Linked DNA regions of Homo sapiens: region 2 is linked to region 1. A link is an interaction called in ENCODE POLR2A ChIA-PET data of the cell type or tissue named here. Cell type or tissue: GM12878. All regions are shown on one strand. Links, peaks and the distances in the headings refer to the core of each region. The heading gives the core; the rest is flanking DNA. Region 1 overlaps RYR3 (ryanodine receptor 3). Region 2 overlaps RYR3 (ryanodine receptor 3).

Evidence for each region. Peaks named below come from ENCODE experiments on the same cell type or tissue, not always from the same donor. Only the 100,000 strongest peaks of a DNase experiment are listed, where the experiment ranks them.
Region 2: POLR2A ChIA-PET joins it to region 1 with 8 read pairs; 3 of 35 experiments call an interaction of 5 or more read pairs at or near these places.

Annotation. Positions count from the first base shown.
Region 1 is chr15:33,667,136-33,674,599 of GRCh38, forward strand. It overlaps RYR3 (ryanodine receptor 3), which reads left to right. Exons shown (of 104, transcript NM_001036.6): 37 at 2,219-2,321; 38 at 3,284-3,421. Among named protein-coding and RNA genes, the nearest start is that of CHRM5, 300 kb to the right of the region's middle. In GM12878, for the core only: no CTCF peak of the experiment used is centred there; DNase peaks (open chromatin) are centred at 3,596 and 4,566.
Region 2 is chr15:33,533,209-33,540,672 of GRCh38, forward strand. RYR3 (ryanodine receptor 3) reads left to right here. Exons shown (of 104, transcript NM_001036.6): 5 at 103-181; 6 at 6,142-6,254. Among named protein-coding and RNA genes, the nearest start is that of RYR3, 230 kb to the left of the region's middle. In GM12878, for the core only: no CTCF peak of the experiment used is centred there; no DNase peak of the experiment used is centred there; H3K27me3 peaks cover 168 bases.

The DNA of each region.
Region 1 (7,464 bases), core at 1,387-5,386:
GTGTAGAGTTCCTCCTAACAATGCTACACAAGGTTCATGATTTAATAAGAGATTGCAAATTTTTCCAACCTAGAAATCCTAAACAAAAGGAGTTTGGGTTATCCTGGCTGAGGCAGCAAAATGTTTACCTCTGGTTATTTCTTCTGTCACTCCAGGTGTTCAATGACCTGGGGTCGTGGCCCTATAGGCAGAATTCAGAGATCCAGGAACCTGAGTGGAAAATGAATGACAGCTTTATTTTCACTGATCTCTGATAGCATTTCTTTTCTTATTTTAATATTGGCAGCAAAACAAGTACCTGACTTTGACACCAACCAAAATTGCACATTTTTTCATGTCACATTACAGTGGTTACGGTATCTAGAAAGATCATTTTCATTCCTTACTACTTCAAGACCACAGTGGATAGATATAAGACCTGCCACTAGATCATTTTCTCTAATGAGTTAATAAGTACATACGTTACTACATCACAAATTTGATTTCTATAGTTTTGATACCTGTATTACAGTATAATTATTTCTCTTTGTAGTCCTATGTATTTTATTTTGTGCATTTAAAATATTAATCAGAGAAGCAATCCATGGGTTTCACCAGACTGTCAGAGGGGTCCATAGCACAAAAACTACTAAAAATCCCTGAGTCAGGCCCGGCGCGGTGGCTCATGCCTGTAATCCTAGCACTTTGGGAGGCCAAGGCAGGTGGATCACAAGGTCAGGAGTTCTAGATCAGCCTGGCCAACATGGTGAAACCCCATCTCTACTAAAAATACAAGAAATTAGCTGAGTGCGGTGGTGCGCACCTGTAATCCCAGCTACTCGGCACCCTGAGGCAGGAGAATCACTTTAACCCAGGTGGTGGAGGTTGCAGTGAGCCAAGATTGCACCATTGCATTCCAGCCTGGGCAACAAAGCAAGACTCAGTCTTGAAAAAAAAAAAAAAATCCCTGAGACAAAAACTAAAAAGAATGATAGATTGGCATGAAACCCCCTCTCTACTAAAAATACTGAAAATACAAAAAAAAAAAAGAAATCAGCCGGGCGTGTTGGCGGGCGCCTGTGGTCCCAGCTACTCGGGAGGCTGAGGCAGGAGAATGGCGTGAACCCGGGAGGCGGAGCTTGCAGTGAGCCGGGATTGTGCCACTGCACTCCAGCCTGGGCAACAGAGCGAGACTCTGTCTCAAAAAAACAAACAAACAAACAAAAAAACTTGTAGACAAAATTAAAAGCTGACCAAAAGCTGGGCCAATACATGTAGAGTATAAAAGTATATAAAAAGTTAAAAATCTAGAGGTGTCCAAAGCACTCAGGGGCAAATTTTTTAAAGATAATTACCCAGTAGAAAAATAGAGGAAAAACATGGATGGGAAATTTATGAAATACAAAATAAAATTAATCTTTATGTGTGAAAAAACAAATTTCAACCTCACCAATTAAGCATAAATTAAAGCAACAGGGATAGGACATTTTTCACCCATTCAATTGAAAATATTTGAAAATGTGTTAACTCTTATTACTGTAACGAAGATGGCATAGTAATACACACTTGTATAAACTTGTTAATAATGCAAATTGTAAGCTTTCTGAAGGGCAATTTGTAAATTCATATAAAAAAACATTAAAATATGCAAACCTGTTCCTCTAGTCATTTTGCTTCTGGGAGTTTATTCTAAGAAAATAATCAGAGACATGAAAAAAAATTATTTTAAAGGAAACTCAAACCAGCTTTATAAGGACAAATAATAGAAACAAATATGTCATAACAGAGTTAATTTTACATAAATTATAATTCTTCCATATAATTACAATGCACCTATTAAAAATTGGATTAAGAAAGTAAGAAAATGTTCAAGTAACATTAAGTGGAAAACTCTGGTTTTTAAAAGGTGTATCTGGAATGTGATCCCATTCTGTGCGTATACCTACATAATGTCAGGAAGACATTAGCTAAAATATTAACAGTAGTTATCTCGGGGTGGTGGAATCACAGTAAATTTTCTTATTTAGGTATTTTCCAAATGTTATACAATTAATAAGTTACTTTTAGAATCAGGAAAAGGTGAAAGCTACTTGTAAATATTGGCCACTTTTACCAAAAAAAAAAAAATCACTAAGTAAAATAAATTTGAAAAGAATGTAAGTGTCTGTCTAAGGCAGGATCTGAGTTCCCTTGGCCAACATTGAGAACCAACTAGCTATTCTTCTCTTGCCTCTCAAAGATCAACATGCTGCTTAACTTTCAACTGGGAGAGAACTGCCCCTGCCCAGAGGAGATTCGGGAGGAGCTGTATGATTTCCATGAGGACCTTCTCCTTCACTGTGGTAAGCTGCCCAGAGAAAGGCTTTGTCCTTTTTTTACAAGAAGAGTCTGTTTTTGATTCCTTCATTAGAAAGCTAGTGGGAGGTTGGGAAGTTATTTTTGTATTTAAAATTGCAATACTGTCTTTCAAGACGTGACTATCCTAGCTACTTGTGTCAGAAAAGATACAGGAAGTAACCCTGACAGAATATATGACCAAAATTCCTTCTACCTAAAAGAGCCTGTGCTGAGATATAGAGAGGAAACAGGGTTTCTAGCAAAAGAATGAAGACAACTGATCCTTATATAAACCTCACCTAATTTGCTTAAAGTTAGTTGGGACTCTCAGCTTCCAGGTGAGACAAGATTCTGATCTCTTTGCTTTTTAGCTATTAGGGGTGTGTGTGTGTGGGGGGGGGGGGGGGTGTGGGTGTGTGGGTGTGTGTGGTGTGTGTGTGTGTGTGTGTGTGTTTAGTAACTTCTGCCCTTAAGGCTTCTCAGCCAGCAATCTCTACTTGGATACGTACCTACTGGTTTTAAGCAGCTCTCAGCATTTGTGTTGCTTGTACATGGGTAGGTTTAATAATATATGGGTAATTGACAAGCTTTTCATTTGAAATAACTCATTGTTAACTTCTTCTACAGATTCTAGGGCCACGTCCCCCAAACATTCTTCCAGAGGTTTCAACACTATAAGAGTGTATGTAATCCCCCTTACACTCTTTCAGAGGTTTTGGGGGTACAGATTCAAAACACATGTTTTAGGATTAAACTTACTTGTTGTTCTGATAAACAGGAAATCAATATTTTTTTTTTCAAAAGCTATAAGATAGGTAACTATTCACGAGAATAGTATCTTTAGAAAGCCTGTAGTATCTTTAGAAAGTTCCAGAAGGATGGGAAGCAGTTTTTTAAATGTTCTTTGTGACACTATGATGGTTTCATGCACTGCTTTGGATTTTCACCCTGTTCTGTGGCTTGCTAGGGGTTCCTTTGGAAGAAGAGGAAGAGGAGGAGGAGGACACCTCCTGGACAGGAAAACTCTGTGCCTTGGTTTACAAAATCAAAGGCCCACCCAAGCCAGAGAAGGAGCAGCCGACGGAGGAGGAGGAGAGATGCCCCAGTAAGTGACATTGCCTTTAAATGACAGTGTGCTCTTCTAAGACTTAATTAATGTAACTTTTTTTAAACAAATACTGTAAGATAGATAGGGGCTGCTTAACTTCAAAGAAAGCATCTGGGCAGTATGTTATAATTGCTGGTGGTTCAGTTACGTATTTTGGGTTCTGCCTTTCTTCTGATTGAAGAAACTTACTTTCATACTGTCCTGAAACCTGAGATGGGTTGCTTGGTGTCTGTTCTTGCTGTCGTGTTCTACTTAGAGGTGCCTGTAAATACATGTCTGTTCTTCTTTTAGGTTTCCATAGTCTTCCTCTTTTAACCATTATTGTTTCTTAACGATTATTGTTTCTGTCACTTCCCTTTGTGGTTCCTTAGCATTGAAAATTGCCCCAGAGAGAAAATAAAATAATAATAAAAGAGAGTTTGTAAAGGATATAGGATATGAGTTTGGGGGGGTTGTTTTTGGATTTGGGGTATGATTTTTGAAAATGTAGCATCCTAGAAACTTTGACTTCCTATTTTTCAACAATGCCGAGCTTTGTCTAGATTTATCTCTCTAATCCTTATACTATAGATGACTCCTACCGTTTTGACCCATGATGAAACAAGATTATAACTTGTTCTGCAGGGCTGTTAGACTATCTCTAGGACATGAAATTTCAAGAGGAAGATTGTCTTGTCTGAGTATTATATATAATCAGTCTACTCCTTGGTACAGATTCAGCAAATTTATCATTTGTTTAAAGAAGAAGGAATTTCTCAGGTTTAATATCGTTGCTTTTTATCTTGTTACCTATTCCTATCCATCTTGGAACACCCTTTCAAATCGTAGACTAGAGCAATTGACTGTCAAGATAGGATCAGTTTGTCTGAAAACACTACTTTGGGGTTCATACATCTTACTGCCCTTACTGCCCTTTATATCGACCTTTCAACTTTGTCAGAATATCTCTGAAGGGAACAAATCTCACCATTTGTCATCGGAAGTATTGAAACCTCTGGAAGAGTGTATGGGGGACTTGGCAATGGCAACCCTTGATAGGGTAGTTCCATCAGTCACTCTGGAAAGGGCGGGTCTTTTGTGAGGATGTGCCAGCAGCACTCTAAAGCCACAAAAACGTGAGTTTAGGCTCCCTTTGTGGTTACCGCCAAAGGAGAACTGAAAATAGGCTGAGTTACCCATATGTCTCCTATATCACCTGCTGAGAGTCTCTTTTGAAAGTGGTTGCTTCTTTCCCACCTTCTTTTTCTTTTTTTTTTTTTTTTTTTTTTTTCCTGAGACAGGGTCTTGCTCTGTCACCCAGGCTGGAGTGCAGTGGTGTGATCTCCACTCACTGCAACCTCCACCTCACGGTTCAAGCGATTCTCCTGCCTCAGCCTCCCAAATAGCTGGGATTACAGGCATGCGCCACCATGTCTGGCTAATTTTTGTATTTTTAGTAGAGACAGGGTTTCATCATGTTGGCCAGGTTGGTCTCGAACTTTTGACCTCAAGCAGTCTGCCCTCCTCAGCCTCCCAAAGTGCTGGGATTACAGGCATGAGCCACCACAGCTGGCCCTTTCCCACCTTCTTTTTAACAGAGAGTTTGTCATGGCTGGCGGGGGGTGGGGTCCCACCAGGTGACCATTTCATGTGAGGTAAATGGAGTCAGTCAGATGAAGTCACTTGTCACCTGCCTCTGTGAAGCCTCCCCCTACATCTGTGAATGGTGTTCGGGCACCAAGGATTGCAGTCTGCAGCCCCGCTACCTCAGGCCTCAGGCACACAGACCACATTCTGTCTGTCTTGGCAAAACACGCACACCCGAGAGGCCAGCCCTGTATGAGACTGCGTGTCTTCACCTCATGCTTCTTCCCTTCCACAGGAGGAGTTATGAGAGGTTCACGTTTCGTGTCATAAGTACTCTATCTTGGGATCCCAGAAATAGACGAAATGGTTGAGGTGATCAGGCATGTTTGGCTTCTCTGCTGAATGTTCCAGACATGATGAATCCCCTCACTCAAGCCTGGCATTTTAAAATAAATTCTAGAGAGTGGTTTAACAACCACCACCCCCATAAATTGTTTTTAATATGATCAGATGGAGACAAGGTTGCTGATTACAGAACCATATGCATTAAAGGGTCAAAATCCTTTAAATTATTGGTAATTTTGTTCATGCTATTGCGTATCTGATTTCTATTACCCTTGCATTTGATGAAATAATAAAAGTGTAGATAGTGTTAGAAACGTTATACAATGAATTGGCAGTTTACTGAATACTTCCACACATATTCATTTACTGCTGTTAGTTTTCTACACTCCTCCATTGTATAGTTGGGGGAAGCAGGACTCAGAAGAATTAAGGGGTACTTGTTTATTCTTTCTACCCTTACCCGTTCCAGAAAAACGTCCGGGTGTCTGATTGTCACCAACCTAAGGTACGTAAAGTGAGTAAAGCTATGGCTTGAAGGCAGGTCTTCTGTCTCTTTGTATTGTGCTGTGCTTCTCCACTGTACCCTTGCCAAAGAACTTACCAGCATACATACCATGAGCTACAAACACATTTGGAATGGCTTTTTAAAATCACTCTTTTTATCTTGCCTACTACATCTGTGAGATATCTCACTGTTTTGACTCAAAATCTGAACCCAACGGAATTCAATGTTTTAACATTTAAAAGTTCACCAAACCAAGGATCTGAATCATTTTCAGATAAGGTGGTGGTGGGCTCACCCCGCAGTCCCTCTGCTGTGAGCAGTTGATGTTGGCCAATGACCTGCAGAGAAGCCACAACTTTTCTAGGAAAGAGAGAGCAACAGTGTCCTGAAACTCACATTCTGAAATCTGCTAGCTGGCTCAATGTTGAAGGGATTTGCCTAAATTAACTCCAAGCCATATTGTTAATGAAAGCTGTTACAATATTATCAAAGGATCAAATGATAATGAACAAGTGAAAAAATCTAACAATAGTAGCCACTGTACTAAGTCACTTTTTTTTCGTATCTCCATCCAGAAAATTCCCTAGAAAATGTTTTGCTTGTTCCTTCTGGCCAGTACTTTTCCAACGCTGCAGTTTAAGCAGCATTTCCTTCAATGTAAATATATAGGCATTGAATTATTCTTCCAGAAGAGGCTGACCATCTATTTCTCCTAAATTCTAAAATTAACAAAATAAAAACCATCTGTCAAATTTTACAGATTAAAATTCGGTAAATTCTTGATCTCTGCCATTTGTTGAATGCTTTCCCCATGGGAGAAGGAAGCTCCACGCTGGCATCTTATCTCTATGCTTAGAGGTCTTGAGATGACCCATTGCAATTCAGCTTTGGGTGGCATCGGTTAAGAACTGAGTTATAGGTGAGCATGGCTGAGTCTTTCTGAAGGAGGTGAACATCCCTCTTCTGTCTTTAGCCCTGTGCTGTTTGCCACAGAATGTTACCTCTCGCAGAGATTAGGTGGCACTCTTGGCCTTGAATAGTGCCTGCTCTCCCCTGCCACTCTTCTCCTAATGAAGACCAGAACTGGAGGTGACCTTGAACCTGTCAAGCCCCAAAGTCCTTACGTATGTTACCTCTTGCCTATTCACTGAACAGCCTAGGAGCCCTAAACCAAAATTCTCTCCCAGCTAAATGCTGTAGCATGTTTAGTGCTGAGAAGAAGAAAACATCTATACGAAATAAGTCCTAGCCCCTCAACACAAATACGCACATGCAAAGTGAGATAACTTAGTAGTAAGTACATCTGCAGAGCTCAGGCAGTATTTCTAAGCCTCTTCTCTAAATTCTCTCCAAAGAGCCTCTCCCTAAACACACACACACACAAACACCTCCTCTGTGAAGTCTTTCAAACTCATTCTTTTTCCCTCTACCCCTTCCATATTGTGGAATTTCTAGTAGTGTATGTATGACTTTCCACGTTATGTGAGGTACTTGTATATGTGTTTGTTTTCCTCACCAGGTCTTAATGCAGGGAACATGTCGTACTTGTTTCCACACTCAGCTCTATGGCACAAATCTTTTTGACCTCCAACTGAATATTGGTTACTTGAGGCTCATAAAAAAG
Region 2 (7,464 bases), core at 1,532-5,531, 130 kb before region 1:
ACAGTAGCTCATTGTTGAACTTAACTAGAAGCTAACTAGTGGTAAGATACCAAGACTCAATGGAAGAGTGTGACTTCACTAGTATTTGCTCTTCTTTCACAGTATCTAACATGCTTGACTACATCAAGATCCCAGACAGACAAACTTGCCTTTGATGTAGGTCTACGGGAACATGCCACAGGTGAGTCAGCATTCCCAGATCTCTTGAGCTCAGCGGGGGTCTTGGGCTAAGGGGCTTTTGAGAAGGACCCTGAATGCGTTACTCATTTGGGATTCCAAACCAACCTGGTTAAGAAATAGGTCTGAAAAAAAATTGCAGAATAATGAACTAGAGAAAGAATGTGTAATGGAAACACGGAAACTAAGAATGAAGGAGAACATAATGTTTTTACCACAGTCAGCCAGAATCTCAAAGAAAAACAAATCTTTAACGTTGTTAGGTATTGAAAGTAAGTGAACAAATCATTTGTGATAAGAACCAATGATACTAAATGACTGCCAAAAAATAAAGGTGTCGTAATAAAGGCTTAAATAATGAAATATAGTGTCTAGATCAAAGGAGTAGTCCTATTTTGTTCTGCAATGAACAAGCTATGTCTAAAGTAGTGTTTTCCAAATGTTATTGACATCTATAATCGTGATTTTGCCATTCCACTGTATCCTTTATAATATCATTTACTTTATGATTTTATTTAAATTTAATTACTTTTGTACTTAAAATTTTACAGACAAAACTTATTGCCGTAAGTATAAACTGTTTTTGCTTGCCATAAAAGTAAAATAATGAAAACCATGTCATTAAGTAATTGAAGAGATGTTGACAAATATTATAACATGTTAATGATACACTAGTTCCAAATGTAAAACTTTATTTGAAAGCATCAGAAGGTTTAAAAGGGTAGTAAAAATGGGCCGGGCACGGTGGCTCATGCCTGTAATCCCAGCACTTTGGGAGGCCGAGGCTGGCGGATGACCTGATGTAAGGAGTTTGAGACTAGCTTGGCCGACATGGTGAAACCCCGACTCTATTAAAAGTACAAAAATTAGCTGGGTGTGGTGGCAGGCGCCTGTAATCCCAGCTACTCAGGAGGCTGAGGTGGGAGAATCGCTTGAACCCAGGAGGCAGGGGTTGCAGTGAGCCGAGATCGCACCATTGCACCCCAGCCTGGGGGAGAAGAGCGAGACTTCGTCTCGAAAGAAAAAAGTAGTAAAACTGAAAATAAATTTCTCACTGTATTTGTCAGTGTCATTTAATTGCCTCCCACCAATGATATACATCATATACTTTGGGAACCAATGGATTATTATTATTTTTTTTTTAGTATAGTCAAAAATATTGACAGTTAAAAGGTGGGTGCTGAAAATGCTGACCAGGATGGCACAGGTTCTCACTGGAAACCAAAAATAAAGAACCGAGGACTAAGATAATAATCTACAGATATTCAAAGTTGTAATATCAAACAAGATGCTGACTTGCTGGGGTTCTTCCAAAGACCAACAGAGCAGTGGGTAGGAGTTGAAAGGAGGCACATTTCACATCAATTTTGAAAACTACTTCGGAACATCAGCAATTAATGAGCAGGAGAACAGCCGGCCTTGGGATATCGGGTGCTCCCTGTGGCTAAAAATATTCATGAACAATCTGACCATCCGTCAAGGGCATTACATGTGGAATTTCTGCTCCATTTAGAGGTTGGGCTAGGTACCAAACAGGATTCTTTGTTGCAAACAAGAGAACTTGATTCAGGTTAACTCAGTAAGAATAAGAATTTACTAGAAGGATGTTTGGTAGAGCCTTCACTAAATCTGGAGCCTCAGGCTTGAAAATTGGGTAGGAACAGAGACCAAGGAAGAGAAAACAGGTTAGGGCACACTGCAGGAAAAGTCTAATTTGAATACAGTCTGTAATATGACATTCTCCCTTAAATAGGAAGAGGGTTCCAATGTTGGGTAGCCAAAGAAAGACAAGAGCCTATGTTGTTATTCTAAAGCTAGGTCAGTTCATAATGGAAGGATCCAGGTTGCCTAATTTTATAGATCTAGAAAAAAAAATCCAGCATCCAAACCGTGTGTACTTGCTGTTTCCATGTCTTGCACAATGGTGTCCTGAGAGTGCCTGAGGGAACCTCTTGCTCTTTTCTTCCTCTTCCTGTTTTTGTACCAAGCAAAAAAGTGGCCCCGCCTTTGCCCATTATGGCTTTTTTCCTAAAATAATATTAGATTTGAATTTGATTTAAAGTTTCTTTGTTTTCAGCCAAAGTGTTAGTCTTAAAATATAATTTCCTCTAAGGTGTTGTCGACCTTGCTGGAAATTACAAAGTGAGTGAAGTGCCACACTCTGAATATACACTTCTTTCTAAATATAGACCAACTGTCAATCCTGAAGAATATGATCAGAAAAGTCAAATATGGTCACTGTATTTATATCAGTAAAATAACTTGATACTTTTTGAGATTGGAAAGAAATTGAGAAACACCGCTTTTTAGTCAAGTGTTCAGAGAATTATTTTAATTGTTAGAGCCTTAAATAAAAATAAAGGGAAACAACAGCGGCAACATTACTCTTTTCATCAGTTTTTAAACTGATGAAATTCACACATCAGACTAGGTGTGAATTCTGTTGACAGACAAGGCAAACACATAGAACTAACCCATATTCAAGCTGGCTGTTGAGAAGCTACCTGTGGCGGAAGACAGGGAGAGAAGGCTTGACTAGGTCTTCATGAAAACCTAGAGCCTAAACTAACTTACGTTTGTTTTGCATCTCTCACCCAAACTCATGTGATATTCTCCTTGAAGAAAGCTAGCTGGCGTTTGTGAGGGACAAGGAGGATGCACCTCCAACTCAGATGAGGTTCAGCATTACCTGGAGATTCTCCTCACTGCAGGAGGAGGTTCACACGGAATCCAACAGAAGGGTCCCCTGTTCCTGTCTGGCTAGTTCTCTGAATGCACTTCTGGCTCAGAAACCCCTTCAGAGTTGTAAACAAGTAAACTGCCCAGTAGTGGAGTTGAAACTATAGGAGAATATGAGGAGAAAGTTTGGGGGCAGTTTCTTGAACAATTCTAGCATTTTTCCCCAACACATTGAATTGTACATTCTCACACTTAACACAGAATTGATGATCATTTTATCCTTGATTTTGGGTAAAATTACTTATTCTGGTCTCCTTTTAAAGTTGTTTAATTGTTTTGTTTTTAGGATTTAGATATAGCTTTAGAATTTAGACTTAGGAGGAAAGAAATGTTTAAAGCATACCCACACTAAAAGTGTTATTTTGTATTTTACGGCTTTGGACTGGCCCATCCCACTGCTTCAGGGACAGCTCCATCCCTGGCTCCAGAGTGTGGGAGAGGGCAGGGAAGCAAAGTACTCTTTCTGTGTGTTCCTCTTCAGGACCCCCTTCATCATGGACACCCTTCGGTGGTCTCAGAGAACATTAAAGATGCATACAACATTTTCCCCTTCAAATGTAGAGCTCAACCTCTTTGTCATGTCATGTTTAGTTTAATTGAAGTAGTACTCACACATAGATTAAAGAGAGAAATAGTGCTCCTGAGCTTATTATAAACACCAGTCTCCTGCCCTCCCTCCTTTGGATGCTTGCCTCTCTGGGGCATCTACTTTCAGCTCTTTTAGTATTGTTTACCACTTGTTTATAATATACATATTAAAACAATGCTTTTTAAAATTCTTTCTAGATTATGCATTAACTGTGGATGTCCTGATAAAAATTTTGCTTTTATTTCACTCTTCCCTGTCTTTTCTTCCACTCTTCCCATCCTTCCAATAGATTTTCATCTATTTTATTTAACTATCAAATCAATATTAACTACTTTCACTGCTATAACTGTAACTTTTATTTGCAAATGAGCCACATAATATATTCTGACCAGGTAATTTATTGTATTACTTTAGAGTTTTCCAATAGTTAATAACTGCCTTATTTGTTTGCTTAGTTTTTTTGTGACCCAATCATGTATTCATTTTCAAACTTTCCTATAGAAGTGAAAATCTGGTTAGATTCGCTTGCATGATCTGTTCTCTCAGTTTCATCTTCTTAGAAACATCAGCCATCATCTAGGGAATTTCTGTTGCCTTGCCCTAGATTCCATGTTTATTAGATCTGACAGGGTTGGTTTTTGTTTTCTGGTTTTTTAGTTTGTTTGTTTGTTTTTTGCCTTCTTGGTTTACCACCTCACTGTGGTGGAACACATTATCTAGTAACTTTTACAGAAAAGATGCATGTGGATTAAATTTTTGTCTGAAAATTTCCTAATTACAGCTTCACAAGTCATACACACTTTACTGTAATTCTATATTGGAAATTTTTTTTCCTCAGCTTCCTGAAGGCTTTCTACTAGCCAGTGGTCTGACTGTTGAGAAGTCTACATTCTGATTTCTTATCCTTTGTGTGTGACTTGCTTTTATTTTCTGAAAGCAGCTAAGAGCGTCTCTTGTGCCTTGGTGTCTGAAATTCCACAGCGATGTGTCTTGGCGTGGCCTCTTTCTGTTCTGACATCTCACTGGAATGCACCTTAGAGTGGGTTTCTAATCTCTACTGTGTTAGGGACTCTGTAGGTTCTTTCAATCTGGAAATGCTCATTTTTCAGCTTTGAAAAAACTTTAATAGTATTTCTTTGTTAATTTCCTCTCTCTTTTTCAGTTCTTGCTCTCTGGAATTCCTCTAGGTTGGTTTTTTGATAATTCTGTTTTTTGTCTTCCTTCCTTCTGGAAGAATTTTTCAGCTTTATCCCACCACCTTTTTCTTTTCTTTTCTTTTCTTTTTTTTTCCAGGATCAGTGAGTATTTTTCTTTTCCTTGGAAGGGATCCTTCATAGATACTAATATAGCTGTTTCATGAATGTCCTCTGAGATTATTAATTATAAGATTTTTTAAGTTTTCATTTGTTCTTTATAATCTTTGCTTTCTCCAAGTCTCTTCTCTTTTCACTTTGTTTCTGTGGTTCCTGTTAGAGACCTTCCTCGGTTGTCAGGTGGTCCTTGGTCTTCATTCATGTTCTCATCAAGGCAGTAAAAGCTGACTAGAAGCTGGCTGAGGCTTGTTGTCTGTTAAGCCTCACTTTTAGGTCATCTGGCAGAGACCTGAGCATTTCACTGGTGACCTAAAGCCACAGTATGTTTTATCTTAGCTAGTTTGGCTTCCCTAAAGAGTGATCCTCAAATTTGGGTGGAGGGAGGGAGGGAAAGGAGCTGGGGTTTTACTAATCAGGGTATAAAGTTTGAATTCTGTTTTCAGCAAGACTCTACTTCTTTGTTTGACAATGTCTGGTATTTCCAAAACCAGACCACCCTTGGTAGTTGGCTTTTCCATGGATTAAACTTCTAATCTTCTATAGCGTGGAGGAGGAGAGGTCTTCTGGCTGTTCAGGGCAGGGAAAGGCATCAGGGATTTGAATGTCCTTTTCAACCTTTCCACCAGTCCCGTTTTCAACCCATTTTCTGCCTTCGCAGGTAGCTGGTGCTTCCAAGTCCAGGGACTTTCTTGAGATTCTGCAGCAGGAATTGGCTTTTTATTGATGGTTTCTTCATCTCCATTTTCTTACTGAAAGACCTGGGTTTTCACTTTTTATTGGCTAAAAGCTTCCACCTGCTTTCCTTTTTCCAAAATGTCAATTTATCTTCTTTGCTATCAATTTCTCACTTATTGTCTGAGTCCTTGCAGATGTAAGCCTTTAAAAAAGCTTCCCTTAGGACAGGGGGAGACAAAGATGAAAGTGTGTAAGTGTGCAGTAGACCAATGACATAGATTCTTATTTATTTATTTATTCTTGGTGGTCTTGATTGGAGTCAATTCTCAAAACAGAAATTTGAAAGACTATAAAAAGCATTTTTCCTATTTGCATTAAAAATACTCAAAGGCCGCTATAGTTTCCGGCCTCCAATACTCCTTTCCATACACTGTTTTTCTGTCTCTAGGGAAAATGAAAATGACAGACATAGTCAAGAGCAGATGGGGGGCTGTCTGGAACGGTTAGAGACCAACAGAAGTTGAGGTCTGGAATGTGCACTTGTTGTGTGCACGTGAAGGGTTGTCCTAAGAGGAAGGAGAACAAGGAGCAAAATTAGGGACACTGGCTTCTGTGAAGCAATGACTAACTCAAGGAGCCTTCATGTAGGAGAAGCCTGTTGGTGGACTATACATCCTGCTTCCAAACAGAGGTCCGAAGGAGAGAAAGTTCGAATTGGCGATGACCTCATCCTCGTCAGCGTGTCCTCTGAAAGATACCTTGTAAGTACCTCATAATATAAGAGTCTTCTGTTTTCAGAAATTTTTCCTTTAGGAATAGATGGCCATGAAGAACTGAGCCACAGCAGGTTGGATAGAATAAGATGCTTTTACATATATAGAGTTGACCCTTAAACAATGTAGGGGTTAGGGATGCTGACCCCCTGGCACAATAAAAAATTAAAGTGTAACTTTCGACTCCTAAAAACTTAACTTTTGATAAGAAGTAGCCTACTTTTGATGGGAAACCTTACTGATAATGTGAATAGCCTGTTAAAGCATATTTTATATGATATATGTATTATATATTGCATTCTTACAATAAAGGAAGACAGAAAAAATGTTAAGGAAATCATAAGGAAGAGAAAGTATATATACTGTCTATTAAGTAGAAGTAGATCATCCTAAAGATCTTCATCCTTGTCATCTTCACGTTGAACAGGAGGAAGAGAAGGAGAAGGAGGGGTTGATCTTGCTGTCTCAGGGGGAGTAGAGGTGGAAGAAAATCCATGTATATGCAGACCTGTGCAGTTCAAACCCGTGTTGTTCAATAGTCAACTGCACTCGAGGGATGATTAAATACTGTCTGCTGCCACGTGATCATGGTGTCCGGAACTAACCTGTTATTCTTTTAGATGATGGTGCTGCATCCAGCAAACTGTTAAAATGCCCCAAGCGCTATATGCACATTAACTCCCATTATTCTGAATTTATTACGTTGTTTAGCTCTTGTTTAGGGAAGAACAAGAAAGGATCGAATATAGGAAAATAAGTTTATGTTGGAGAAAGAAAGAAAATGTACAATGTTTCAGGACATGGGGTATCACAGAGAGTGGAAGTTGCCAGTGAGATTTTGCAGCTGGGGTTGGGTAATAAAAAGCACCATTTGTGTCAGGCACTTGTCTGGGGGTGGGGATGCCTGAAGATGAGAGAAACGTCAGAGAAGCTTCTCACGGAGTCAACTGAAGTAAAATCTGTGGGCAGATTTTACTTTGCCTAGGCCAAGTGTTGGGTAATTTTTCCCATTTGTGAGTTATCTTATCCTACAAAGAATGGACATTTTATGAGTTGGTGTTGAATCAGCTCCAGCTGAGGGGATGAAGTCAACACATGTCTGCCATCTCTGTAGCTGAATAATTCCTCACCCCAGAATAAAGTGTCCCACTTTGAAGCTGCTTCTAGATCAGGTGGAGAAATCTCCCACAGGCTGTAT